Regions from separate parts of the Homo sapiens genome. Here all the other regions are linked to region 2. Evidence: read pairs that join two places in POLR2A ChIA-PET (ENCODE). Cell type or tissue: Panc1. All regions are shown on one strand. Links, peaks and the distances in the headings refer to the core of each region. The heading gives the core; the rest is flanking DNA. Region 1 overlaps EFHD1 (EF-hand domain family member D1). Region 2 has its middle 10 kb from the start of EFHD1. Region 3 overlaps GIGYF2 (GRB10 interacting GYF protein 2).

Region 1 (10,669 bases), core at 2,670-10,669, 60 kb before region 2:
AAAACAAAACAAAACACCTGAGCATTACTATGTGTGCTGTTCTGCTCCTGGCCTGTTTCCAAGAAACAAGATGTCTTGGTGGCATCCATGTTTTTTTAGTGGCTGCCTAGCAGTGCACGCTTACGTGGATGTACCTAATATACTGAACCGATCCCCTGCTGATGGATATGCTGATTGTTTCCAGTATTTTTGCTATTACAAACAACACTGTAATGACTATTCCCTTAAATGCATCCTTGTTCATTTTTTTTCTTACTTATAGGATAAATTTCTGGGCCAAAGCTCATGAGTATCTCCGCAGTGGACACCTGCCATTCTTTATGACAGTTCTGCTGAACTGAAATAGTGAATTACTTTCAGTTGAAATACTGAAATTCTTTCCCATGTTTGTAGAAAATGAGAATCTTGGTGGCTGGCAGAGCTTGCCTCCCCTTACAGAACACAAAAAGCCCAGATACTCCCCTGTCCCACCCCTGACAAGTGGGCATGTGACTAGGCTCAGCCTCAGACTCTGATATGGAGTAAATGACCTGAAGAAGCAGGACACCACGGCATGCTTGTCAGCCAGGACAGCAGCTGGTTCCCATGGTGTGCTTTTGGCTGCTGTCCCAGCCTCCTGGCCTCCTGCCTGCTTCCTTAGCCTGCACCCCCCAGCCCTGCTGGTGCTTCTGGGGACTCCTCCATGTCTTTTCAATCAATTCCTTTTCTGCTTAAATCAGTCTGGCTTAGATTCTATTACTTGCAATTAAGAACTCTGATTCCAAAGTAGCCAGCATCCAAGATGGCTCCTAATGACTTTTGCCAATAGGGCTGACCTATGTGACTAGTAGATAGCAGAGTGTGATTCAGGAAGCTAGGTCTTAAAAGGCTTGCCCTTTACTCTCTCGTATCACTTGCTCTGGGGGAAGCCAGCTGCCATGTTGTGAGGACACTCAAGCAGCCTCATGGAGAGGTTCACACGGCAGGCAACTGAGGCCTCCTGCCAATAGCCAGCATCAATCACAGGAGTAAGTCATGTTGGAAGCAGGTCTCCCAGGCTCAGTCAAGCCTTCAGATGACTGTAGCCCCAGCTGACATTTTGACTGCAGCCTCATGAGAGACCCTGAGCCCAAACCAACTACCCAGCCAATTTGCTTCTAAATTCCTGGCCCCAAACTGTGTGAGATAATAAATATTAATCATCGTTTTAAGCCACTAAGTCCTGGTGTGATTTGTTAACATAAACATAAATAACTAATACAAATACAATTTTTAATTTTAACAGTCTACCAAATTGCCCTTCAAAAAGGCAACAGCTAGCCAAGCATGGTGGCCTGTGCCTATAGTTCCAGCTAGTCGGGAGGCTGAAGTGGGAGGATCGCTTGAGTCCAGGAATTTGAGGCTGCAGTGAGTTATAATCACGTCACTGTACTCCAGCCTGAGTGACAGAGCAAGATTCTGTCTCTACAAAAATAAAAATAAGTAAAAAACCAACAAGGCAACAGCTTTAACTTGATTACCTCTATAAAGAAAAATAGAGGCCAGGTGCAGTGGCTCACACCTGTAATCCCAGCACTTTGGGAGGCCAAGGTGGGCAGATAGCTTGAGCTCAGGAGTTCGAGACCAGGCTGGCCAACATGATAAAACCCCACTTCTACCAAAAATACAAAAAGTAGCTGGACATGGTGGCATGTGCCTGTAATTCCAGCTATTCAGGAGGCTGAAGCATGAGAATCGCTTGAGCCTGGGAGACGAAGGTTGCAGTGAGCTGAGATTGTGCCACTGCACTCCAACCTGGGCGACAGAGCAACACCCTGTCTCAAAAAAAAAAAAAAAAAAAGAAAAGAAAAAGAAAAAATACTACTAATAACAAGATGGCAACAGCAATATACATGCTCAACACCCCATGGCAGAATGCCAAAAGCCACTGGTTTTGGGAAGGAGTGGAGGAAAACAAAAAATTGACCCCTGCTGAGGTCTCATCCTTAATGCCTCGCTAAGTTGTAGAATTTTGCTTTGTCGCCCAGGCTGGAGTGCGGTGGTGTGATCTCAGCTCACTGCAGTCTTGACTTCCCAGGCTCAAGTAACCCTCCTGCCTCGGCCTTCCTTGTAGCTGGGACTACAGGTGCCCATCACCATGCCTGACTAAATTTTTTTGTATTTGTTTGTAGAAATGAGGCTTTGCCGTGTTGGCCAGGCTGGTCTTGAAGTCGTGGGCTCAAGCAGTCCTCCTGCCTTGGCCTCCCAAAGTGTTGGGATTACAGGACCCAGAAGGCATCATTCTTGTATAGTACTGTCAGTCCAAGTGGGCAGTGATGTGCCAGCATCTGGCCTCGTGGACAGGCAGAGTCAGCAAGGAGAAATCTGAGCAGCGACAAAACCACAGCTGTCAGACCACATTCAGTAACTGGCAGCCGCCAGGAGCATGCAAGTGAGCCAGCAGATGGGCAGAAATTCCCCTGGGCTGGTCAGAAAAGGGGTCTCAAAATAACAGAGAACATGGGTCCGTGGGCATCTGCACTTGTGGCCAAGACAGCAGCCAGGACTGAGCACTTCTGGGCTACCCTGGCCTGAGACTCTTGGACCTAACTGTAGAGACTCAGGGCGCAGGAGGAGACAGAGTTACAGTAGTGGAGGGAGGGAGGGGAGAGAGAGGAACCCGTGTGTCCTGAGCACTAAATATATGGCAGGCGTGGAATCTGCCAGGTAGGTCACCATCATGCCCATTTTACAGGTGAGAAAATGGAGGCTCAGTGAGGTTCAGTTACTTGCCTAGTGTTCGAGTCCAAATTTCGTTAGATCACACAGCCTCCAGGGCCTAGGCAAGACTAATTGGTGTGTTGTTTTTCCTATTGCTCAGTCAAAGGAGGGCCCTGGGGAGTGACCTCTCTCTCTTCCAGTGAGAAAGATATTCTCACAAGCTCTGCTGTCTCCACTTTCCTGTCTTTTCTTTTCTTTTCTTTTCTTTTCTTTTTTTTTTTTTTTTTTTTTTTGAGGTGGAATTTCGCTCTTATTGCCCAAGCTGGAGTGCAAGTGGCACAATCTCGGCTCACTGCAATCTCCACCTCCCGGTTTCAAGCAATTCTCCTGCCTCAGCCTCCCAAATAGCTGGGATTACAGGCATGCACCACCATGTCCAGCTAATTTTGTATTTTTAGTAGAGACGAGGTTTCTCCATGTTGGTCAGGCTGGTCTCGAACTCCCGACCTCAGGTGATCCACCCGCCTCGGTCCCCCAAAGTGCTGGGATTACAGGGGTGAGCCATCACACCCAGCCAGTCTCCACTTTCAGAGCTGGCCCCTCAGGCTCTCATGGTGGAGTACTCAGAAGTCTCTGACATCAGTGGTAATGATCCTGCCTTGCCCATCTGTCTGCTTTAACAAACCTGGCATGTCCTTGTGAAACCAACATGCAAGGTTGCCTGCTACATGCCACGCAGCATGCTGGGCCTATAGCAATAGGCAAGGCAAACTTCCTGCCCTGCAAAGAGTACACAGTCCAAACAGCGGGGCTGAGAAGTAAGGAGATGGCTACTGCCTCAAGCTGTCAGGATTACAGTAGAGAGAAACTCAGGGAAATGGGAGCCCTGAGAAGGGACACCTTACCTGGCCTGGAAGCATCAAGGAAGCTTCCTGAAGATAATCTCTGAGCTGAGTCTTCAACAGTGAGAAGTAATCCACCTGTGGAAGGGAGGGAGGGAGTGCCAGGCAGAGGAAACCACATATGCAAAAGCCTGGAGGTGTGGAATTTTCTAGGAACAGTTAGGCATCGCATATACCAGGAGTGTAGAGTTTGGAAGGAGACAGGGCAGGGAGGAGGGACAAAAGATGGAGTTGGAGGGATGAGTTGGGGCCAGCTCCTGCAAGTGGGGAATCAAAAATTGAAGGAGAGATGTTAAGAACTGGTTTGCATTTTCTAAGAATTACTCCAGCTGCAAAGCGGACAATCAGGTATAATGAGGGCAGAGAAACCAATGAGGAGCTCACGGTAGAGACCCAGGAAGGAACCTATGAAGGTCTGAGCTGTGACCATGGCGCTGGAGATGGAGGGTGGGAGGCACAAGGGAGCGGCCTCCCGGGGACTCTGTGGCCAAGAGGGAGGAACGACATCCTCTACCTGGCCTTTGTAGTGACATGGCCCCACGTGTCCTGTTTTGTCTGAAGTCCTTTCGTGTTGGATTTTCTATTGCTTGCAATCAGAAGTTGTTTCTATTGCTTGCAATCAAAAGTTTTATTTATTTATTGTTCATTTTTATTTTTTGAGACAGTGTCACCCAGGCTGGAATGCAGTGGTGTGATCTCGGCTCACTGCAACCTCCGCCTCTTGGGTTCAAGGGATTCTCCTGCCTCAGCCTCTCGAGTCGCTGGGACTACAGGCACACGCCACCACGCTCGGTTAATTTTTTTGTATTTTTAGCAGAGATGAGGTTTTGCCATGTTGGCCAGGCTAGTCTCAAACTCCTGACCTCAAGTGATCCACCTGCATTAGCCTCCCAAGGTGCTGGGATTACAGGCATGAGTCACTGCGCCCAGCCTTATTTATTTATTTTTATTTTCACAATTTGTGACAAGCAATCGAGAGTTTTAGCTCTTATGTGGGCCCACTTGTCCAGAAAGGCAAACGGATGCTTCAAGTAAATGACACTGCTATCTCCATTCTCTTCCTTCTTTTTAAATGAATAGCCTTTTTTTCTCGTCTCCTTCACCATTAGACTTTATTATTTATTTATTTATTTATTTATTTATTTATTTATTTATCTTTTTGAGATGGAGTCTTGCTCTGTCATCCAGGCTGGAGTACAGTGGCACCATCTCACCTCACTGCAACCTCCGCCTTCCAGTTTTCAAGCAATTCTCCTGCTTCAGCCTCCCGGGTAGCTGGGATTACAGGCGTGCACCACCACTCCCAGCTAATTTTTTGTATTTTTAGTAGAAACAGGGTTTCACCATGTTGGCCAGGCTGGTCTCGAACTCCTGACCTCAGGTGATCCACCCACCTAGGCCTCCCAAAGTGCTGGGATTACAGGCATGAGCCGCCACCACGCCCACCCTAGACTTTATTTTTTAGAGAAGTTTTAGGTTTACAGAAAAACTGAGCCAAAAGTACATGTTCCCATGTACCCCTCTCACCCTAACTCCCCATTCCCTATTATTATGTTATATTAATGTGGTATATTTGTTACAATTGATATGCCCATATTGATGCATTATTAAACTCCATAGTTAATATTAGGATGCATTCTTTTTTTTTCCTTTTTGAGACAGGCTCTCAATCAGTCATCCAGGCTGGAGTGCAGTGGCATGATCCTGGCTCACTGCAACCTTCTCCTCCTGGGCTCAATCCATCCTCCCACCTCAGCCTCCTGGGTAGCTGAGAGCACAGGCGCATGCCACCACACTTGGCCTTTTTTTTTTTTTTTTTTGAGACAGGGTCTCATTCTGTCACCCAGGTTGATGTGCAGTGGCACGATCTCAGTTCACTGCAACCTCCACTTCCTGGGCTCAAGCTATCCTCCCACCTCAGCCTCAGCCTCCCAAGTAGCTGGGACCACAGATGCCTGCCACCATGCCCAGCTAATTTTTTTGTATTTTTGATAGAAATGGGGTTTCACTATATTGCCCCAGCTGGTCTCAAATTCTTGAGCTCAAGCAATCCCTCTGCCTCAGCCTCCCAAAGTGCTGGGATTACAGGCATGAGCCACCGCTCCCGGCCAAGCTTGGCGTTTTAAAAGTTTTTTGGTAGACACAGGATCTAACTATATTGCCCAGGCTGGTCTCAAACCCCTGAGCTTGAGTGATCTTCCTGCCTCCACCTCCCAAAGTGCTGGGATTCCAGGCATGAGCCACTGCACTCAGCCTAGGGTGCATTCTTTGTGTTGCACATTCTATAGGTTTTGACAAATGTATAAGACATTCATCCACCAGCATCGATAGCATCATGGAGAATAAGTTTCATTGCCCTAAAAGTCCTCTGTGCTGCGTTTATTCATCCCTCCCTCTCTCCTCGCTGACAACCATTGATCTTTTCAATGTCTTCACACTTTTACCTTTCCTAGGATGTCATACCATAGTTGGTATCAAATAGCATATAGCCTTTTCAGATTAGTTTTTTTTTTTGAGATGGGGTCTCACTGTGTTACTCAGGGTGCACTCAAACTCCGAGGCTCAAGTTATCCTTCCTCCTCAGCCGTGAGCAGCTAGAACTATGAGCAAGCGTCCTGCACCAAGCTTAGGACTGGCTTTTCACTTAGCAGTATGCATGTAAGTTTCCTCCATGTCTTCTCATTACTTGATAGCTCATTTCTTTCTATTGGTAAATACTTCTCATCACTGAATAATATTCCATTGTGCGGACGTATCATAGTTTATGCACTCACCTATTGAGGAACATTTTGATTGTTTCCAAGTCTATGCAATTATGAATAAAGCTGCTATAAAAATTCATGTGCAGGCCGGCCACAGTGGCCTATGCTTGTAATCCCAGCACTTTCGGAGGCTGAGACAAGAGGATCACTTGAGCCTAGGAGGTTGAGGCTGCAGTGAGCCATCTTCGTACCACAGCACTCCAGCCTGGGTGACAGTGCTAGACCTTGTCTCAAAAAAATCAGAAACAAAAGCAAAAGCTTCATGTGCAGGTTTTTGCATGGACATAAGCTCTCATGTAATCTGAAGAAATAGGAAGGAGCAGGATTGCTGGATCGTATGGTAAGAATCTCTCCACTCCTTTTTCATGTCCCTCCCCTCTGGTGGGGAGACTAGAGGATGACACCAGCTAGAAAAATGATGACTGCAAAGCATAGGTCTTGGGTCTGTATGAAACAGAATGATCCTTCCTGAGGAGCAAAGGGTATTCTCTTGGGACAGAGGTCATTGCATGGGTAGCCCAAATATCCTGGATTATACATAGGAGGGAGGGGCATTGGCTCTCATCACAGTTTCAAGGGATCTAGGATGCAAAAGAAATGAAGCTATGGTTTTTCCCTGCAGCTGAAGGCATCCTCACAGAAGGGAAGAGGAGTGCAACTGATAAGCTGAGTACTCTGAATCATATAGAGTGAAAACCAGCCCTCTAGTTCTCATTTCTTTCCTTTTTTTTTTTTTTTTGAGATAGAGTCTTGCTCTGTTGTCTATGCTGGAGTGCAGTGGCAACATCTCTGCTCACTGCAAACTCTGCCTCCCTGGTTCAAGGGATTCTCCCACCTCAGCCTCCTGAGCAGCTGGGATTACAGGCATGCACCACCATGCCTGGCTATATTTTTACTAGAAATGGGGTTTTACCATGTTGACCAGGCTGTTCTTGAACTCCTGACCTCGAGTGATCTGCCCACTTCGGCCTCCCAAAGTGCTGTGACTACAGATGTGAGCTACCGTGCCTGGCCTCTAGTTCCCATTTCTAACTGTACTTCAGGACTCAATGTCAAACAGAAGCCCTGGATGGGACTTGGCTCCTATAGAAAATACTCTACTCTCTCCTTTAATTCAAGAAAATTCCAGGCACATTGATGTGATGGCCACGTTATTTGTACAATGTAAAAAGAAATAGCTGTAAGATAGAAAGGCAGATGATTTCTTTATTGTAAAGACAGCAGTTACAAAAGAGAATAAATATGACATTAGGATATATTTGTTAAAAATACAACAAAAACCCCTAGTATTTGTGAGCAACCCCAAGAACTCACAAGTATGGGGGATAAGAACATCTACAGCTGGATACCCTGAAACAGATGTTAGAAACTGGCTAATGGTGAGTATGGCCATGACTTTGGGGATGTTTGAAAGGCCCTGGATCTGTCACTTGGGAACGTCAGCGGTCTACTGTAATACAATTTGCACAGAGTCAGAGTGAACAGGAACCCTTTTACTCATTGGTATCCTAACTATTCTTTCGTTCTTACAGTGAAGTAGTACAGTATTTAAGAGTGGGGAAAAGGCTGAGCTGGGAAGACATAGACGGAGCAAGGTGAAGAGGGAGGGACTGGGGGAATGCTAAGGGGCCAGGAGAAAGGTGGCAGGAAGGAGCAGACCTCTGTCCTTTCTCTAATGTGTGTTACTATGGTGGCATGCTGTTCCTCCTGTTGAAGAGTGGACGGGCAGTGGTCCACCCAGCCTCCATTAAGACCCACCATTACCCAGGAACAGAAGATGCAAAAGCAACTGGCAGAATCCTACCAAAGATGAGAACAGGGAAGTTGAATGTGAAGCAGAGAGGAGTGCAGAGAATTCTCCGAGAAAATGGGCATTTTCTCTGAGGACCCAAAAAGACAGACATATCTACACAAATTGATATAGCAGACTACTCTTTGATGGGGAATGGTAAAGGGACAAGGACAAAGTGAAGGTTGCTGAGAAGATACAAGTTCTGGCTATAAGAAGGGCAGAGGAGCAGAGGCAGGAGACAGAGGTGGGCAGGCATCTGGCCCACCCCAGGACCCTCCTGGAGGGGCTTGGACACTGGGAGGAATGAAGGCTGGCACGGGAGCTGGCACGGGGTGGTGGATGGAGATGCTGGCTCAGGGAGGGGACCGACAGCAGTGATGAAGATGCCTAGTCATCTCTTCTCGGGGCATCTGTGAGGCACAGCTGTGGGCAGAGGGCAAGGTCAGCAGGACTATGTATTGAAGTTGGCCTTGAGTTTCTGGAAGGCTGCCTGGCGGAGCCGCCTCTCCTCCTCCTCCCGCTTCCGCTCATCTTGCTCAGCTTTCAACTCTGCTTCAAACTTACTGGCCGATGACAAGGCTTGGACCTGCAGAGAAATAGCAGACATAGACCAAACGAGTAAGGGAGGGCAGAGGACCCTGGAGCTGCTGACACCTGAGCCAACAGCCCATTCAGCAGACCTAGAGACAAGGGAATGTGGGCCCACGGAGGGCAGGACCCCAGCAAGCACTCTTTCCGTGTGGCCTTCAGAAGTTGCTTTCTGTTGGCGCAGACACCATCTCTAACACATCACTGTATTTGTTGCTGTGCCCCCATGTGCTTCTTTTGCTGGGGTTGGTCATTCTACTTGACTTTTTTTTTCAGGATACAGTTTAACATCCCAGTTTATTAACCATTTTTACATTATTTTAATTTCACACTAATATTGTTCAATTCTAGGGAAAAAGGCAAACCAAAATGAATCCCCTGATGGGATTTATTTTTTTTATTTTTTATTTATTTATTTATTTATTTTGAGATGGAGTCTCGCTCTGTCGCTCAGGCTGGAGTGCAGTGGTGTGATCTTGGCTCACTGCAATCTCCATCTCCCAGGTTCAAGCAGTTCTTCTGTCTCAGCCTCCCGAGTAGCTGGGACTACAGGTGCACGCCACCATGCCTGGTTAATTTTTGTATTTTTACAAAATTTACAGGCTGGAGGCTGGTCTCGAACTCCTGACTTCAGGTGATCCACCAGTCTTGGCCTCCCAAAGTGCTGGGATTACAGGCGTGAGCCACTGCACCCAGTCCCCTCATGGGATTTTTATTGGAATTGCATCCATCTGTCTATGGCAAAGGGGTACCTTTAAAATACATTTCTCCCTGGGCTGGGCGCGGTGACTCAAGCCTGTAATCCCAGCACTTTGGGAGGCTGAAGCGGGCGGATCACCTGAGGCCAGGAGCTTGAGACCAGCCTGGCCAACATGGTGAAATCCTGTCCCTACTAAAAACACAAAAATTAGCCAGGTATGGTGACGTGTGCCTTTAATTCCAGCTACTCAGGGGCTGAGGCAGGAGAATCGCTTGAGCCTTGGAGGTCGAGGCTGCAGTGAGACTCCATCTCAAAATAATAATAATTTTTAAAAATACAGTTTTCCCTGAATGCCTCAGTTTTCATTCAATTATGCCTTTATGTTGCTCACTAAATCAATTGTTCTATATTTACTTCTAGATATTACATGTTTTTGTTGGTATTGTGAATGGAATTTGGTGCCATCTGAGTATTTTAAATCTAACAACTTGTCTTCAATAATATCAGATAAACCCATCTAAAAATCCTCTATTCTAGAACTGATTCTGTGAGTGTGTGTCTCAATTTATAAAATTTCCAAACACGCTGAGTATGTACTTTTTTTTTTTTAGACAGAGTCTCACTCTGTTGTCCAGGCTGGAGTACAATGGCGCAATCTCAGCTCATTGCCATCTCTGCCTCCAGGGCTCAACCGATCCTCCTGCCTCAGCCTCTCAAGTAGCTGGGATTACAGGCACACGTCATCACACGTCTGGCTAATTTTTGTATTTTTAGTAGAGACAGGGTTTTACCACGTTGCCCGGGCTGGTCTTGAACTCCTAAACTCAAGCAATTCACCTGCCTCAGCCTCCCAAAGTGCTAGAATTACAGGCATAAGCCACCACACCCAGCCTTATGTACGTTATTTAAATAGACTATTAAATTGCTCTCCAAAGTAGCTGCTCCGATTTACACACCCACAATCATGAACTGGAAGCTCTCATTTCCCCACAACCTTGCCAAGGTTATCATTAATGTTTTTACTTTTTGCCAATCAGATAGCCAAAAAATTGGCACCTTCTTTTATTTCCTCTTTTGTAAATTGCCCATTTATATCCTTTGCCCACGTTTCTATTCAGTTATTATATTATCTTTAAATTTGCAGTTCCTTTTTTTTTTTTTTTTTAGAAACGTCTTGCTCCATCCCCCAGGTTGAGGTTGAAGTGCAGTGGCACAATCATAGTTCACTGCAGCCTCGAACTCCCGA
Region 2 (8,000 bases), core at 1-8,000:
CCTCCTACCTCAGCCTCCCTAGTAGCTGGGACTACAGGTGTGTGCCACCACAACTGGCTAATTAAAAAAAAAAAAAAATATATATATATATATATATATATATATAGAGAGAGAGAGAGAGAGAGAGACAGGATCTCACTATGTTGCCCAGGCTGGTCTTGAACTTGGGGCTCAAGTGATTCTCCTGCCTTGACCTCCCAAAGTGCTGGGATTACAGGCAAGAGCCATCATGCTCGGCCCAAAATTCTAGTTTTTCTCTGAAGCTCACATTTTATTGTTATTGGAAAGTACTATCAATTGTTTACCTTGAAGTGACAGGCTCACTTTGTTCATTGTTCTAGACAGTGTCTCTGAATACCCAACTGTGAATAGCCATGGATTGTCAGCTGTGCTTCCAGGCAAAATTCATGTTTCCTGAAAGGGGAGCTAGTTCAGCTCACAAACAACAGCACAAATGCTTTTCTCAAGATGACTAACAGACTTTCATCTGCAGCAGAAGGGCTTTATGTTCACTTTCCATCCATTACACCAAATATTAAAAAGGTGTGTACTTAAGGATCAAAATTTATAAATAAATAAATTAATTAATTAATTTTAGGCAAGTTATCATTCTGTCACCCAAGCTGGGGTGCAGTGGCTCAATATTGGCTCACTGCAACCTCCACCTCCCGGGTTCAAGCAATTCTCATGCCTCAGCTTCCAGAGTAGCTGGGATTATAGGCATGCACCACCACGCCCAGCTAATTTTTTTGTATTTTTTATAGAGGTGAGGTTTCACCATGTTGGCCAGGCTGGTCTTGAACTCCTGATCTCAAGTGATCCGCCTGCCTCAGCCTCCCAAAGTGCTGGGATTGCAAGCGTGAGCCAACATGCCCAGCCTCAAAATTTAATAAAATTAAAAACTATTTTCCTGCTTCATCAAGGATATATATATATTTTTTTCTTTTTTTGGACACAAGGTCTTGTTCTGTCACCCAGGCTGGAGTGCGGTGTTGTGATCATGGCTCACTGCAGCCTCAACCTCCCGGGATCAAGCAATCCTCCTACCTTAGCCTCCCAAGTAGCTGGGACTACAGACAGGTACATGCCACCAACCTGGCTAATTTTTGTATTTTTGTAGAGACGTGGTCTTGCCATGTTGCCTAGGTTGATCTGGAACCTTGAGCTCAAGCAATCCTCCCGCCGCAGCCTCCCAAAATGCTGGGATTACAGGTGTGAGTCACCACGTCCAGCCTCAAGGACATTCTTAAATGCAATTAATTTTTTTTTAAATGAGGAGTGTATGATGGTGAAGAGTACAATAACTCCTGGTATAGTTTGATGCCACTGCCTTAATTCAGGCTAAGGTGATGTCAGGTTTACCCACCATTCCTTTCGCATCATGGGTACAAATGTCAACACATTGAAAAAGGCAAATACTGTCTTAGTATTATGAAAATGGTTCTCAGAGGTATGTGGAGCACTTTGAGGAATCATTAATCTACCTTATTTCTTTTACTGGCAGCTGAGTATTCTGTTCTCTGTGTGTAGCATCCGTTAACTAACCTGTCCCTGTTGGTGGACATTCAAGGTCATTTCTATATTTTGTTATCTACACAGTATTGCAAAGAGCAGAGGGTAGACTCCCATCCTAAGCGGCTTTTGGGTTGGAAGTTGAAAAATCTCATATATTCAGGCATGCATATATTGCTTCAATCAACAAATAGGAAGTCAGACCGGGTACGGTGGCTTGCCCTGCACTTTGGGAGGCCAATGTCGGAGGATTGTTTGAGCCTAGGAGTTCAAGACCAGTCCTGGGCAACATAGCGAGATCCCATCTCTGCCAAAAAAAAAAAAAAATGTTTAAATTAGCCAGGCATGGTGGTGCGTTCCTGTAGTCCCAGCTACTCCGGAGGCTGAGGTGGGAGGATTGCTTGAGCCTAAGAGATCAAAGCCGCAGTGAGCTGTGATTGCGCCACTGCACTCCAGCCTGGGCGACAGAGTGAGACTTTGTCTCAAAAAACAAACAAACAAATATGAACCCAGTACCAGCAAAATAATACAAAATCCCTGCCTTTATGGCCCACATTCTAATGGGGGAAACAGATAGTCAACAAAATAAATAAAAATCTAGCTTGGATGATAAGTACTAAGATAAAAATAAGTCAGAAAAGCATCTAAGAAAAGTGTGTCGGGAGTGGTGGGGCAAGTTGTAATTTTAGGTAAAATGACCAGGAGGGGCATCATGGAGTCGGTGACATTTAAATCATGACCAGCAGAAAGTGAGGGGGTCTAACAGTGAATTGAGGGCTAGAACTGAAAAACAGAGGCTGTAAGCGTGGAGCTCCTCCTTTTTTGCCAGCATCTTCTGGCAATTGTGTCCTTTCCTCTAATTCTTTCCCTATAGATGTTTCTAGATAGCCCTCAATGACTTCACCTTTCCTCCAGGGATGTCTCCTCAAGGGCAAGTTTCAAGCCTTTGTTTACATTTGGGAAACCCTTAAAGTGATTCACACAACTTTCCCCGGCTTGGCTGCCAGTGCCCAGTGGATAGCCCCCAGGCACTAGCTAAATGCGGTTCTCCCCATCTCTTTTATTAGCACAGACTGTGTAAATGAATCCCAGCAAGCCAGACACAAGGGTGCCCCCTGGCATAGGCCCTGGAGCCCCTGTGTTGGCACAGCTGCTGGAGAAATTCCTGGCAGAGAATCAGAGAATCAGGCATCAAGAATAGGGGAGCTTTTAAACTTAGACTCCAGGCGCCAAGCCAGACCCACAGGCTCTAACCCCCAGGTGAGGCCTGGTTCCCAAAGCCCCCTGTGGCTCCTGTCATCCATGTCTGTGGTCTGGGGGGCAAGCTGGGGCTGGGGGACTTTAGGGACTTGATAGGGAGCACCCCCAGGGGGCTGATTAGCAAAGACCTGGGTTCCCTGGGTAGGCTCAGCTCCCCACAGGCTCAGAGAATCAAGAGAACAACAAAGGATTCCAAAATAAAGAAAACATCAGTCTTATTCCTCACCCGACAGGAGCAGCAAAAAACCTATGAGTCCTAAACGGCTGCAGGGAGGGAGAGCAGACCCCACCCCCACAGCCCTGGGCATGGCTATAAGAAGATGACCCACCTGGCCCCATCTTGTCCCCACCCATGCCCTTCAGGGGCTGGCACCGCCCTAGGAAGCTCCATCCTCCCAGCTGTCTGCCCCTACATCTGGTCGGTCAACTCTTGGTTCTGGCCCCTGGGGCGATTCTGCTCTCTCTTCCCCTTCTCTGCACAGGCCTGCACACAGCTCTCACCTGGGGGGCCAGGAGGCAATGCTTTCCTCTGAAGGAGCTCAGCCCTCTGCCCACTTGTCCTCCCTTCACTCACGCAGGCAGGAAGGACTGGTCGAAGACAGCGCTGTCCAACAGAAATAGAATGAGCTATTTCTTTTTTTTCTTTCTTTCTTTCTTCTTCTTCTTCTTCTTCTTCTTTTTTTTTTTTTTTTTTTTTGGACAGAGACTCACTCTGTCGCCCAGGCTGGAGTGCAATGGCATAATCTTGGCTCACTTACAACCTCTGCCTCTCGGGTTCAAGCGATTCTCCTGTCTCTGCCTCCTGAGAAGCTGGGATTACAGGCACCTGCCACCACACCTGGCTAATTTTTGTATTTTTAGTAGAGACGCGGTTTCACTGTGTTGGCCAGGCTGGTCTCGAACTCCTGGCTTCAGGTGATCCACCCGCCTCGGCCTCCCAAAGTGCTAGGATTACAGGCATGAGCCACAATACCCGGCCTCAGAATGAGCAATTTCATTTGTAATTTTGAATTGAAAATTTTCTAGGCCGGGTGCCGTGACTCACACCAGTAATCCCAGCACTTTGGGAGACTGAAGTGGGAGGATGGATTGTGTCTAGGAGTTTGAGACAAGCCTAGGCAACATGGTGAGACCCCATCTCTACAAAAAATAAAAAATTAGCCAGGTGTGGTGGCACACACCTGTAGTCCCAACTACTCGGGAGGCCAAAGTAGGAGGATCGTTTGAGCCCAGGAGGTCGAGGCTGTAGTGAGCCCTGATCGTGCCTTTGCACTCCAGCCTGGGCAACAGAGCAAGACCCTATCTCAAAAAAAAGAAAAGAAAAGAAAAGAAAAGAAGAAAAGTTTTCTAGTGGCCATATGCTTTTAAAAGTAAAGGAAGAAAAATAAAACAGGTGAAATTAATTTTAATAACATTTAATGTAATCCAATATATGTCCAACATTATCATCCCTACATGTAATCAATATAAAACTATTAATGAGATATTTTACATTACTTTATCTCATGCCAAGGCTTTGTAATGTAGGGTGTATTTTACACTTGCTGCTCATCTCAATCAGACTGGCCACATTTCAAGCACCTGATAGCCACGTGCAGCTGGTGGCAACCTCGTGGAATAGCTCAGGCCCAGAAGGCAAACCGGAGCAGCTGCTGCCTCTCCTGCAACCCTCACTGGAGAGGACGTCCCACCACCGAGCGGCTCTGATCAGGCTTCATCTCTGGCCTCCATTACTTCTCCTCTGAAATCTGCCCCACTCATTACTCCCTCACCTCTCACCAAGGTGTTCAGATTCACACAAATCCGACCCAGGCTCCAGGGATGCTAGACCTGGGGTCTAAATAAATAAAACCCACTGGTCCCAGTTCCCAGATGTCTTCCCCCCCACCCCCGCCCCCAGCGAAACGGAGCTTTGCTCTCATTGCCCAGGCTGGAGTGCAGTGGTATGATCTCAGCTCACTGCAACCTCCGCCTCCCAGGTTCAAGCAATTCTCCTGCCTCAGCCTCCCAAGTAGCTGGGATTACAGGCGTCCGCCACCATGCCTGGCTAATTTTTTGTATTTTTAATAGGGTCGGGGTTTCACCATGTTGGCCAGGCTGGTCTCGAACTCCTGACCTCAGGTGATCCGCCTGCCTCGGCCTCCCAGAGTGCTGGGATTACAGGCGTAAGCCACCATGCCCGGCCCCAGATGTCTTTTATTGTTCAAGTCTGGGTCCTGGGCAGCAGGAATTCCGTGGTAGTGGGTAGGGCTGTCTACCCTTTGTAGAGAAGGGTCATGTCCAAAGTTCAAAGGTTTGCCTCGTGCTAGGCACCTGCTGACGGGAGCATTTCTTAAGGAAGTTTGGGGAGATGATACTTCATTCAATTCCCCAAATTCTCTGGCAGTTTTTATATACAGCACAGGACAAATTAACCTTTTGAGTTCTGGTAATAATAAACTATCCTGGCTCTTCCCTTCAGACACAACCAGGAGCCCTCTGTCATGGGCACAGAGGGGTGAGAAGAGGAATTGTATAAATCCTGGCTGTGTCACTCAGAGGCTATATGACTTGGAGTAAGTTACTTAACTTCTTTGAACTTCAATTTCCCCATATATGCAATAGAAATAATGCCCACTGGGCCAGGCACAGTGGCTCACGCCTGTAATCCCAGCACTTTGGGAGGCCAAGGCGGGTGGATCACCTGAGGTCAGGAGTTCGAGACCAGCCTGGTCAACATGGTGAAACCCCGTCTCTACTAAAAATACAAAATTAGCCGGGCATGGTGGCGGGTGCCCATAATCCCAGCTACTTGGGAGGCTGAGGCAGGGGAATCACTTGAACCCGGGAGGTGGAGGTTGCAGTGAGCTGAGATTGCGCCACTGCACTCTAGCCTGGGCGACAGAGTGACACTCCATCTCAAAGAGAAAAAAAGAAAGAAAAAACGAAAGAATACCAATCACAAGACTTAGAAGGATGTTATGACAATCGATGGCCTGTAAAGCACTTAGCTGTTCAGTAAATGTCACTCTGCCGCTGTGTCCCTGTTGCTACAGGCTCAGCACAGGTGGCGGCTGAGGTTGGGGATGGGGGAAATTGGTTCCAGCCACCAGAGATTCTCTGTGTACCCCTTTCATATCTGCAGGCACAGACTACGCCAATTTTGGAGGGAGCGCCTTACAGCCTTCACCCACATCCCTGCTATGCAGACAGCCACTCAGCCACTCATGATTCATGATTTCAAAAGCCCACAGCAGTCAGGGTGGTTTGGAAACAGCAGGGAGCCATATTGCTGCATGACAATGACTTCCATTTGACTTTTGGAAAACCTTGGCCTTAGCAACTGCTTCCATTCCAAATTGGCTGTGTGGCTCAGCTCTTCCTCCCCTTCATTCCTTGCCATCCGTGCCCCTCCCTCTTAGAGAACCCCGACACTCCCTCACCCTGTCCCAAATTCCTCCTATATTCCTAAGCAGATGTGTCCACACCTCCCCAGAACGTGGAACCCAGTTCCTCAGCCTTTCTAAGAATGTGGCTGCTGCTTGGGAATTATGGCCTGTGACATCCTTAGACAAAGGCCCACTGGGTCTGGAGATGAGCGGGGATGGTTTGGCTTTTTCGGAATCTGCAGCACAACATTCACCTATTTACAATTTCAGTTAAGAACAGTCTGTTCCAAGAAAATGTATTTCAAGATTTAATTATGTACACTTAGAGAAGGTATCTTCAATAAATGTATCAAAGTATCCAGAATCTTAAAGGAAAGGGAAGCTCTTACAAAACAATAATAAGGCCTGGCTGGGCAACACAGCCAGACCCTGTCTCTACCAAAAAAAAAATCAGACAGGAGTGATGGCACACACCTGTAGTCCCAGCTACTCAGGAGGCTGAGGCAGGAGGATCGCTTAAGCACAGGAGTTCAAGACTGTGATGAGCTATGATTGCACCACTACCCTCCAGCCTGGGAGACAGAGTGAGACTCTGTCTCTTTTTTTTTTTTTTTTGAGATGGAGTCTCGTTTTGTCGCCCAGGCCGGACTGCAGTGGCGCTATCTCTGCTCACTGCAACCTCCACCTCCCGGGTTCACGCCATTCTCCTGCCTCAGCCTCCCGAGTAGCTGGGACTACAGGTGCCTGCCACCGCGCCCGGCTAATTTTTTGTATTTTTAGTAGAGACGGGGTTTCACTGTGTTAGCCAGGATGGTCTTGATCTCCTGACCTCGTGATCCACCCGCCTCAGCCTCCCGAAGTGCTAGGATTACAGGCGTGAGCCACCGCGCCCGGCCGAGACTCTGTCTCTTAAAAAAAAAAAAAATGACATCATTATGCTAATTAGCAAATCAAGCTTAGATTATTGATAAAGCTATGGATCACAGAAAGACTTGTATTAGCCACATCTGGAGTGAGACCCTGCTGATACGATAGTGGCTCATACCCCTGGAGCCTGTGCATTCTTTTGTTTTTTAATATATATTTTTTATTTTAATTGAGTCAGGGATCTCGCCCTGTTGCCCAGGCTGGAGTGCAGTGGCCTGATCATAGGATCATAGCTCAATGCAGCCTTGAACTCCTGGGCTCAAGTGATCCTCCCACCTCAGCCTCCTGAGTCTCTGGCATTACAGTTCCAGGCCACTGCACCAGGCTCCAATTCACCATTTTGATGCGTACAATTCAGTGGCATCCAGAGCTTTCCTAGTGTTGCGCAACCACCACCTCTTTCTAGTTTCAAAATTTTTTCATCATTCCAGAAAAATACCAAGTACTTCCTTAAGAAATCACTCTTGGCTGGGCACAGTGGCTCACACCCGTAATTCCAGCCTTTGGGAGGCTGAGGCAGGTGGATCACCTGAGGTCAGGAGTTTGAGACCAGCCTGGCCAACATGGTGAAACCTCGTCTCTACTAAAAATACAAAAATTAGCCGGGCATGGTGTCAGGCGCCTGTAATCCTAGCTGCTCCAGAGGCTGAGGCAGGAAAGTCACTTGAACCCAGGAGGCAGAGGTTGCAGTGAGCCGAGATCGCGCCATCACACTCCAGCCTAGGGAAAAAGAGCGAGACTTCATCTCAAAAAAAAAAAAAAAGAAAGAAAGAAAGAAATCACCCTTTATTTCCCCCTCCTCCCATCCCCTGGCAACAACCAATCTGCTTTTCTGTCTTTACATTTTGCCCATTCTGGTTAATTCTTATTTGTTTGTTTGTTTGTTTATTTATTTATTTATTTATTTATTTATTTATATTTTGAGATGGAGTT
Region 3 (10,851 bases), core at 1,338-9,337, 190 kb before region 2:
TTTTAGATGCAAGGACAGAACTTCTGAAATCTAACTGGTTTATAAAACTCTAGGAAATATGCAAAGAATATCAATTCTAGTGGTTTACTAGGACTGAAGAATATCCCTACAGTGGGTGTTGGTGAAAAACAGAGATTCTTTCCAAAGGTGAGTGAGTCTTCTAAGGTTCTAACCCCAATCCTGTGGACTTCAGGAGTATCTGTGAAATGATGAAAGAAAGCAGCCTGAAAGCCCTCATCAAGCACTAATCCTATGGTCAGAGTTCCCAGATACATACCTGTTTCCTTCGGGCAAGTTCTTCTTCCTCTCGCCTTTTCCTTTCTTCTTCCTGCTGTCGCCGAAGAATTTCCTCCTGTTGTCTTCGGAGTTCTTCCTGCCTCTTTCGCTCTTCCTCTTCCCGTTTTGCCCTCATTTCTGCCTCTCTTCTCTCTTGCTCTAGCTGTGATTACACAAGAGTACTCTTAGAAACTTGAAACCAAGCACAGGAACACTCCGAAAGCACTGACCAGTAGTATTCGTTCATTCAATCAGCTGCTTGTACCGTACTGCACTGCAACCAGGTGATCCAACAGATCAATAGATAAACAAAATATGTTATATACATACAATGGAATATTAATACTATTCAACCTTTAAAAGGAAGGAAATTCTGACATACGCTACAACATCAACACCCTGTAAGAGCTCTAAGCTGTGACATATCACAGTAATTAGAAGAATTTTATGACTGTCTCAATTGAATGCACTTTCCTCCCACCTGTACTTGCCTCCACACTCCACGTTACCATTATACCACCCATGAGAGTAACATCAGAATGCTCTTGGATGGTACTTCTTTACTCATCCCTACAAATAACTTTCTGATTGAACATTTAACAGTGTGGCTATAACGTTTTAACAGCAATGTTGTATGAACCTTTCCACATTCTGGGAACTCTAAGGAGACTGTCACGACCTCAGGGGATAAGAATGCATTAAGTATAAAACAGCAACAACACTCTCTTGTACGCCTGAGAACCTAGAAATCATTACAATGACACTAGGTATTGATGTAGACATTCTTTTCTGGCAAGTACTAAAACCAAAATTCAAGATTTAGCTCTTCCAAAAAATGTGAATGGAACACACAATCTAATGTTAATGTCGGGCTTTTTGGCTGCTACGTCTGAGGATACTAAGAAATATAAACAAATACCACTACAAAGATTCAATGGGAGAACTCATGCCACATATCAGGAGTCTCATAAACAATGTAGTGGATATTTTCTCACATTCTTGTTACTTATAACAAATGTTCATACCATGAATAATGTTACCTAAAATATATATGTGTCTATAATCAACAATGTGCCAACTAACCAAACCAAACATAGTAATTTAAATTCTGTTTTGAGTTTTTTTTTTTTGGGAGAAGAGAGCACAGTAAAGATACAATATGAATGTACTTATACCAGCTAAGCAGCAGTAAACTGAAAGTAAAAAGCATAGCTAGCTAGAGAGATGAATAAACAGCAATGTTTATGTCCTGCAGCCAGATGACAATGCACTGTTGCAGAAGAATGAGTTTCAGACCTTTGCAGCTTTGGCCTTCTCTAGCTGCTGAAGCTGTTCCAGGGCAGGGCCTGGTGTCGTGGTGTCCAGAGGAAGATCCCATACACTACCACCTTCCCAAACTGTAAGACAACAAAAGAAACAACGAGGAATGACAGAGCTTACACACATGGTGACATATCCGTAGGAATCATGAAAAAAGCTGCTTCCCTGTGCCTAAATGAGCTCCACCAAACACATCTGTTTTGCCTCTGAGAAGACTGAACTGCCAATGGACTCTAGTTTCTGTGAATATCCTTCAACACATCTAGAATGAAGGGAAGTACCAGGCATTTATCAGGGAATTAACTTCATCCTTACAAAGCCCTATAATGTTTCTATTCATACCCCCATTTTTACAGATGAACAAACTAAGGGTCAGAAGTAGTTTCTAACACTCCCAAGGGCACATGGCAAGCATGTGGTCATGCCAGGATTTAAATCCCAGTGTATTACACTCCAAAGCACATAGATTTCCAGCAACCTTACAGCCTCTCACTGCACACCAACTAGAGAGAAGTAGGTGGTTGCACAACATTGTGAATGCCACTGAAGTATTCACTTTAAAATGGTTAATTTTGTGTTAAATGAATTTCATCTCAATAAAGAGGGAGTGCAAGTAAGCATTACAGCTGGAGCTGTGGAGACCTCTGGAAAGGCCAGGCAGGTCTTACAAGTGAGACCTGGTCCTGCTAACCTGAAGGGCACTGCAAGATCACATTTGGAAGTAAACAAACAGATAATGGTTTCTGAGTTCATTTTCCTATTGCCAGCGAAGTTTTCTAGCACCACTTTTCAGCATTCTCTAATTTCTACATTCCTATCATAGTCTATTTATACACCATCAAATATTGTCTGTATAAAACCAATGGACTATTTTTAAAGGAACTTGACTGCATATAAACCCAAAGAGATAAATTGTTTAATACAGTACTTAAAAGTTTCCAAAACACTACAGAATACAGGTTGTGGATCCATTATCCAAAATGCTTGGGACCAGAAGCATTTCAAATTTTGGATTTTTTCAGATTTTGAAATATTTGCATATACATAATGAGCTATCTCTGGGATAAGATCCAACATAAAATTTATTAATCTTTCATATACACTTTATAGACATAGCCTGAAGGTACTTTTTTTTTGGGGGGGGGGGGTTTGAGGTGGAGTCTCACTCTGTCACCCAGGCTGGAGTGCAGTGGCGTGATCTCGGCTCACTGCAACCTCCGCCTCCAGGGTTCAAGCGATTCTCCTGCCTCAGCCTCCGGAGTAGCTGGGATTACAGGTGCCCGACACCACACCTGGCTAATTTTTTTTTATTTTTAGTAGAGATGGGGTTTCACCATCTTGGCCAGGCTGGTCTCGAACTTCTGACTTCGTGATCCACCCACCTCGGCCTCCCAAAGTGCTGGGATTACAGGCGTGAGCCACCACACCCAGCCAGCCTGAAGGTAGTTTAATGCAACATTTTTAAATAATTTGAGGCATGAAAAAAATGTTTGTGTTAAGTATTTACGTGTAAAATTGTCCAATCATGGGTTGGGCACCATGTCTCATGCCTGTAATCCTAGCAGTTTGGGAGGCAGAGGCAGGCGGATCACTTGAGGCCAGGAGTTTGAAATCAGCCTGGCCAACGTGGTGAAACCGTCTCTACCAAAAATACAAAAATTAGCCAAGCGTGGTGGTGGGTGCCTGTAATCCCAGCTACTCGGGAGGCTGAGGCAGGGGAATCTCTTGAACCCAGGAGGCAGAGGTTGCAGTGACCCGAGATTGTGCCACTACACACCAGCCTCAGCAACACGGCAAGACTCTGTCTCAAAAAAAAAAAAAAAAAAAAAAAATCCACTTGTGAAATCATGTCAATGCTCAAAAAGTTTTAGATTTTGAACCATTTTGGATTGTGGACTTTTGGATTAGGGATGGGTACTCAACCTGTATTCTTAACATCCTAACTATAAACGGCTATCAAGAAAAAATAAGGTACAAACAGCATGGAAAGTCGATGAGGGAAGACAATCATCCTTCTGCAATAATCTGCGGGGTCAGTGTTAACAACAGAACCATGACCTGAATGGCTCAACAGCTCTAGAAAAACTCCACCAAGGCCTATAGTTCTTGAGGATCTTCAACACCAACTATAATCTCTTGAAAGGACTACCCATGGACCAAACTATCCATCTCTGCAAGTATTTAGACCATAAGAAACAGAGGTGCTCGGCTGGGCGCAGTGGCTCACACCTGTAATCCCAGCACTTTGGGAGGCCAAGGTGGGCGGATCACTTGAGGTCACTTTGAGACCAGACTGGCCACAATGGTGAAATCCTGTCTCTACTAAAAATACAAAAATTAGTCAGGTGTGATAGCGTACACCCAGTCAGGTGTGATAGCGTAATTAATCCCAGCTACTTAGGAGGCTGAGGCAGAAGAATCGCTTGAACCTGGGAAGCAGAGGTTGCGATGAGCTGAGAACGCACCACTGCACTCTAGCCCGGGCAACAGTGCAAGAGTCTGTCTCAAAAAAAAAAAAAAAAAAAAGAAAGCAAAGAAACAGCGGTGCTTCACCCATACCAAGACTTAAAATAATCTCAACCCCAAATTTTCTAATTTGATGTAAAAATATAAAAATGAGAAAAGGTGCTCAATTCATAGCAGGTTTTTCTTTTCCCAAAATTTCTGGGTACCTACAGTGTTTGTTAACACCAATTACTTTTTTTTTTTTTCTTTCTTAGAGTTTTGCTCTGTTGCCCAGGCTGAAATGCCTTGGCATGATCATAGCTCACTGCAGCCTGGAACTCCTGGGCTCAAGTAATCCTCCCATCTCAGCCTCCTGAATAGCTAGCACTACAGGCACACACCACCATGCCTAGCTTGTATTAATTCCTAACTCAAAAGAATAGGTCACCATTACTATGTTTTTATGTATGCTTTTTTTCCCGATCTGGCTAAAGAGATCGAAAATAATTTAAATGATTTTTCCACACTGATCAGAACAACATAAAAGAGATGCTGACTCAAAAAAAAATCCACTAAATAAATTCAAACAAATCCTTAAAAGTATATTTTCAGTAACACCTTCAATATTGCTTGGATCTAGTAAAAAATGGACCTTTTGTTAATATCAAATACAAAATGGATTCAGAAACCTAATATATTTTTTAAGAACTGAATTGTAAAATTATTATTAGACTCTGAATCCTCAGAGTGGTACTAAAGGTTAATCTAAGTTTTTACCTGTAGGCTGTGAAGCTGTTGGCTGAAGCTCCCAGATAGAGCCAGTATCTGGCACGGACACAGACCTAGTTACTGAGGGAATGATGTTCTGATCAGATATTCTGCAAAAGGGAAATAAAAAATTAACTTGTTCTTGTCATTTGCAGGAAAAAAAAAAAAAGATGAAGAGGAATTTCTAGATTAGCAGGTTCTCCAGGTTATTTGGCTAGAAAACGCCTTCACTCTTTTACTAAAACTTAACACTACCAAAGCAGTTTGGGGTGGAACAAAGAGAAGGGCACAATGATCACACTTCTGGAATCCTCTATGGTAATACATATTGACTTCTAAATGATGGATATACCCACTGTATATCTATATCTTAAAAGATATGTATATCTTAAAGATACTGTATATCCGTATCTTAAAAAACCCAGATCATCTCAATAGAAGTCACAGAGACAGCATATTATAATGAAAAAAGGTCTGCATTTTAGTTCTGAGTTTCCTGTGTGTTACATTAATCAAGTCCTACAGCCTCTCAGAGTCCCAGTTTGCCCATCCATAAAATGGAGCTCCTACCACCTAAACTGCCTACCTCATGGGATGGGTTAAGGCTCAAAAGAAATATAAACAGTTTTGGCTTAATGAGACAATAAGATTTTTAAGAGCAGTGACTGATACTTGTTCAGGAGAAATATTACTCTGAACGATAATCTGAAACAGCAGAAATTTCTTCTAGACTTCTAGCATAATTTCCTTTTCCTTAGACCTACCTTAATGGCTTCTGAGTTCTAGAAAATTACAACCTTTTGTGGTGTGGCTAATACTTTGAGATACTATGAGTAAAAGTGAAATTAAAATCCTAGGCTACAGTTTTTCTGTCGCAGGTTCCACAAGATGACACTGTTTCTCAAGAGTTCCCATTATTCTTTGGTCTTTTGATTAATCAAAATTTATATCTATGAGTAAAAGACCAAATAAACGCTTATCTCCACCTGAAATATTTTTTTAAAATATACTTTTTTACATACAACATGCAGGTATGTGTTGGGAGTGTTCCAGTGCCAGAAATCACACACTATACCAGAATTTCTCCTTTCTTCTCTTTCTTTCACAACACATGCACCCCATATGACACATAATGGAATGACCACCAACCTCATCTTCAAGGTCTGAAACTGTTGAAGAAGAAGTGCCAACTGCTGCTGCTGCTGGGAAGACAGTGCTGCTTTCTGCTGTTGGGCCAAAACCTGTGCATATTGTTGTCTTCAAAAAGTAAAAAAAAAAGTATAACCTGTCAATCCACACTTAGTTCACATGGCTGAGATGCTGAAAGACAAAGTTCAATTCAAAGCCCCCCAGGAGACATTATTAGAAATAGCTATCAAATATATTTTATAATTCTTCATTATGATAATAGACACATAGAAAATTCTATGCTTCATTCTAGAAAGAACTGAACTCATAGATGGCGTGTTTCCGAGTGAAAGAGGATAGCAAAAAAATTCACAATTCAGTGCAAAGTGGTCTATTCAGAGAAAATATTTTTAAAATCACGAATGTCAAAAATTGGTAAACTCCAAAGATAACCTTTTATCAGAAATCAAATGAAAAATGAAACAGATTCAAATTAGTAGCTTTAACCATATGACGTACCCTTTGTAAAAAATGTAACACTTCTATAAAAATTCATACATTGATCGTCTTCAACTTGGAAAAATTTAGGTAATTTTTCTTCACTAGATCAGGGTTAAACTTTTGTAATGGGCCAGAGAGTAAATAGTTTCATCTATGCAGCTCATATACTCTCTGTTGCAACTACTCAATTCTGCCATCATAAGGCAAAAGCAGCAATATACATCCTACAAACCAACAGGTGTGTCTGTTTCAGTAACACTTTGCTTATAAATATAAAAATAGAGAGCAGGCCAGATTTAGCCCAAAGGTCAGACTTTGCCAACCTCTGCACCACAAGAACAGCAAATCTTATTTCTTCTACAAAAAGGACATAACAAAACCTGACTGACTTTGCCATCATTCCACACCACTCCTAAAATAATTAACTTTAACTTCTTTCCCACCCTCTCGCTTATATACATATATATTTTTTTTCCTCTGTGGCATTCAAAGCTGAGCCACTCAGGAGGCACTTAGAAACTAAAGAGCTTACAAAATTAAAGTTATGTGTCATCTTCTAAACTTCTGGTATTTAAAAGTAAGATAAGCCAGGAGTGGTGGTTCATGCCTGTAATCCCAGCACTTTGGGAGGCGAGGCAGGCAGATCACTTGAGGCTGGGAGTTCGAGGCCAGCCTCGCCAACACAGTAAAACCCCATCTCTACTAAAAATACAAAAATAGGCTGGGCGTGGTGGCACACGCCTGTAGTCCCAGCTACTCAGGAGGCTGAAGCACGAGAATCAATGGAACCAGGAAGGCAGAGGTTGCAGTGAGCCGAGATCATGCCACTGCACTCCAGCCTGGATGACAGAGTGAGGCTCTGTCTCAAAAATAAATAAATAAATAAATAAATGACAACACTAAAATTAGAAGGTATGGTGGCAAGACGCCACTAGCTGGGTGACTGAAGTGCCATATAAGCCGTTAGTCCTCTCTACTGTAAAAGGTGAGACTTGAGAGCAGATTCTATTTAAAGTCCTTTTTCATGCTGCAGTACATCCTACTGCATTACTCTTCTTACTGTATTAAAAACTGCTGGTACTGCAGGTGCTGCATCTGGTATAAGGCTGTGAGTTCTTGCTGCCTGGTCAGTCGTTCCTGGTCCAGCTCTCCCTAGGAATGAAGTGGTGAGGAAATAAATACCATTAAATAAACTGCAAAGAACCTAAAAGCCACTTAGTACAGGTATCTGAAATCAAAATGAATCTAAGACCTTTACCTCCCAGCTCTACCCTTTTACCCAAACACTTGAATAAAAACTCAGACATCTTTAAAAACTAAACAACACCATCTAGTGGAAACAGTGGTGTCAATATTACAAAAGATTCCCTAAGGTGAGAAAGGGTCCTTATTTCAGCTGCCATTCTCCATTCCTGCCCTTAAAGCTGAATGTTCAACTGTACTTCAGAGTTATTACTGTAACTGAAAGACTGTATAATTAGATAATGTAGAAATTAGAGAAACTGGATATAACACAGAAAAATGTAAAAGTATCTAAAGGTCAAAGGAAATGTTACAGAATTTTATAATGGTATATAAGGAATGCAGGGAGCCAGTATGTATCTTAAAGATGTTAAGAATATAAAAAGAGGCCGGGCGTGGTGGCTCACACCTGTAATCCCAGCACTTTGGGAGTCCAAGGCAGGCGGATCATGAGGTCAGGGGATTGAGATCAGCCTGGCCAACATGATGAAACCCCGTCTCCACTAAAAATACAAAAATCAGCTGGGTGTGGTGGCACATGCCTGTAGATCCACCTATTCAGGAGGCTGAGACAGGAGAATCACTTGAACCTGGGAGGCAGAGGTTGCAGTGAGCCTAGACTGCGCCACTGCACTCCAGCCTGGGTGACAGAGCAAGACTCCGTCTCAAAAAAATATATATATATGTATGTATATATGTATATGTATGTATATAAACTTTGATAACTATAACTCTCTCCCCCAAAATAAACTGTTTCTGTTGCTATTAATACATCATGAATTAGAAAAAATAAGTTGTAGTAAAATAAAACCAATTTTTTAGCTTATATGTGAAATAATATGACTGGAATTTAAATTATAAAAAGTTAAAATTAGGAGAAAGAAACATGAAGTATAAGATAACAGAAGTAAAAGTGTAAGTATGACAGACTAAATAGGTAAATCATGAGTTTATATCTTTATTATATATTGATTATAGTTTGAAATAAGATACTTGATACACAATTTCTTAGGGTAGGGATTACCTGAAATTCAGAGACGTTTTTCTTGCTTTTCGATACTGGAGGATAGCTACTACCTTAGGTTCATCTAAAATGTCTACATGAAAAACTAAGTTTCAAGGTATACATTCATCATGAAGTGGGGCTCTCTTCTTATCAACAATATTCAGGTCAAAGACAATGACAGACAGGAAGCAGGGCTTTGCACAGTTTCCCTCCTATGCAGGTATGACTGAGGCTCAGCTCCTCTAACCGGAAACTGGGAAGTGGACTACTCCAAGTATGCCAAGATCCAAGAGATGAGCTTTTAGCTTCTGAGATGTGTAAGATCAAAACTCATCTTAATTTCAGAGAAGGGAAATAAGGCTTAAACTTGATATATAAGTTAAATTTACATGCTGCAATACACAGTATAATTTTTCTTGTGACTTAAAACAACTAGGATGGTGTGAGAAATAATTCCTCTCACCTAGGAATCTTCCATTCTAGACCACTGCTCTCCACAAACTATAGGTCTCAACACATTAGTGGATTGTGAAATCAAATACTGGGTTAAGATCAACATTTAAAAGAAACAAAATGGAAAAAAAGCCACTTTCCTCACCTACACACTCCCTTGACTACAGAGGCTAGGTCTTGCTCATCTTCATCTCCTAAGAACCTACTACGAGGCCTGGCACAGGCCCTCAATATACAATTGATGAATAAGTCAATGGTGACTTTACTGTAGAAATGCAGTGTCCACACTAAAGGTTTATTGGCTGGGTGCAGTGGCTCATGCCTAAAATCCAGCACTTTGAAAGGCCAAGGTGGGAGGACCACCTGAGCCCAGGAGTTTGAGACTGACCTGGGCAACATGGCGAGACTCCATCTCTTTAAAAAGAAAAAAAAAGGTTTATGGTAACTTTTAACTACAGCCCGTCACCAGACAGTCCAACCTGGAGAAGAAAAAATGAGGTACAGGTGAAAGACCTCCAAAAGGAACACTACTGAGAGGGTCCAAGAGCAGCCCAAGAGGAAGAAGGGTTTCCCTGCCAACAGTACCCCAGTGTCAGAGCCCTAGAAAGATCACTACTAGCATTACGGTTCCTTTTATTATTTTTTTTTGAGACAGGGTCTCACTCTGTTGCCCAAGCTGCAGTGCAGCGGTGCAATCACAGCTCACTGCAGCCTCAACTTCCTAGGCTCAAGTGATCATCCCATCTCTGCCACTGATTGCCACCATACCCGGCTAGTTTTTTATCATTATTATTTCATTACTATTTGTAGAGACAGGTCTCACTTCGTTGTCCAGGGTGATTTTAAACTCCTGGGCTCAAGCAATCCTCTAACTCTGGCCTCCCAAATCCCTCCCACACCAGGATTACAGAAGTGAGCCAATGTGCCCGGCCATGGTTCCATTTTTTAATTAAAATACCAGTAACTAATTTTTTTAAGCCCTAAAAATATTGTGAAGCACTGGTAACATTTATTTTAAGGCAAACCTCAAATTTAGAAACTTTATGAATGAGAAGGCAAGAGGCAAATGAAGTGGAAGAGAGGGGAATGTTTATTCTAACTAGAGGAAGCAAAGAAAGTCAAAGAGGTCAACTGTGTTGAAGCCTAGCAGATAAAGGTAAAAGCTCTGAAATGAGCTTAGAAAGGTAAGGTGCCAGGCATTGCAGGACCTCGTAGGTAGGCCAGGATAAGATGTTGGTCTTCATTCTACATCTGCTGGAATGCTACTGAAGGATTCCGTTTCCCTGTTGGGGAGGAGCTGGGGTGTGAAGAGGATGGGCACAGGTTATTCGAGTTTTGAAAAGATCATTATAGCTAAGTATTCAGTCTTCCATTCAGACTTTCCCTTACCATTTCCATTAATTTCAAAGAACTACAATTCCTTCATTAGATGATATATTTGGGTTGTGTTTTCAAAGAGAATCAAGTGTTTCCGTGACTAATATGTATTCCAGGTGAGGTGAAAGGTACTTACCATATGAGGAGGGGGAGCTGGACCTGGAGAAAAGGGAACCCTTCCCCACATTTTCATGATATCGCCAAGAGGTTGGAAGCTTTCATCACACGCTCTCTTCACCAATAAAGACATAGTAAAATAGCCCGCCTGAAACCATTCTGCCATCTCCTGATTATTGAAGGGACCTATAACAGCACCAATTAAACAGAAAGACAAT

The links. ChIA-PET counts read pairs that join two places held together with the same protein. Peaks named below come from ENCODE experiments on the same cell type or tissue, not always from the same donor. Only the 100,000 strongest peaks of a DNase experiment are listed, where the experiment ranks them.
Region 1: POLR2A ChIA-PET joins it to region 2 with 6 read pairs; 5 of 35 experiments call an interaction of 5 or more read pairs at or near these places.
Region 3: POLR2A ChIA-PET joins it to region 2 with 9 read pairs; 2 of 35 experiments call an interaction of 5 or more read pairs at or near these places.

The regions. Positions count from the first base shown.
Region 1 is chr2:232,679,637-232,690,305 of GRCh38, reverse strand. EFHD1 (EF-hand domain family member D1) reads right to left here. Exons shown (of 4, transcript NM_025202.4): 4 at 7,530-8,721. The coding sequence ends at 8,587. Among named protein-coding and RNA genes, the nearest start is that of GIGYF2, 12 kb to the left of the region's middle. In Panc1, for the core only: no CTCF peak of the experiment used is centred there; no DNase peak of the experiment used is centred there.
Region 2 is chr2:232,619,143-232,627,142 of GRCh38, reverse strand. It overlaps a transcript of EFHD1 not described here. Among named protein-coding and RNA genes, the nearest start is that of EFHD1, 10 kb to the left of the region's middle. In Panc1, for the core only: no CTCF peak of the experiment used is centred there; no DNase peak of the experiment used is centred there; H3K27ac peaks cover 1,197 bases.
Region 3 is chr2:232,806,459-232,817,309 of GRCh38, reverse strand. GIGYF2 (GRB10 interacting GYF protein 2) reads right to left here. Exons shown (of 29, transcript NM_001103146.3): 15 at 10,653-10,819; 16 at 7,499-7,590; 17 at 5,959-6,066; 18 at 4,819-4,919; 19 at 1,573-1,673; 20 at 278-439. Among named protein-coding and RNA genes, the nearest start is that of KCNJ13, 35 kb to the right of the region's middle. In Panc1, for the core only: CTCF peaks have their summits at 7,535 and 7,736 (motif pointing left); no DNase peak of the experiment used is centred there.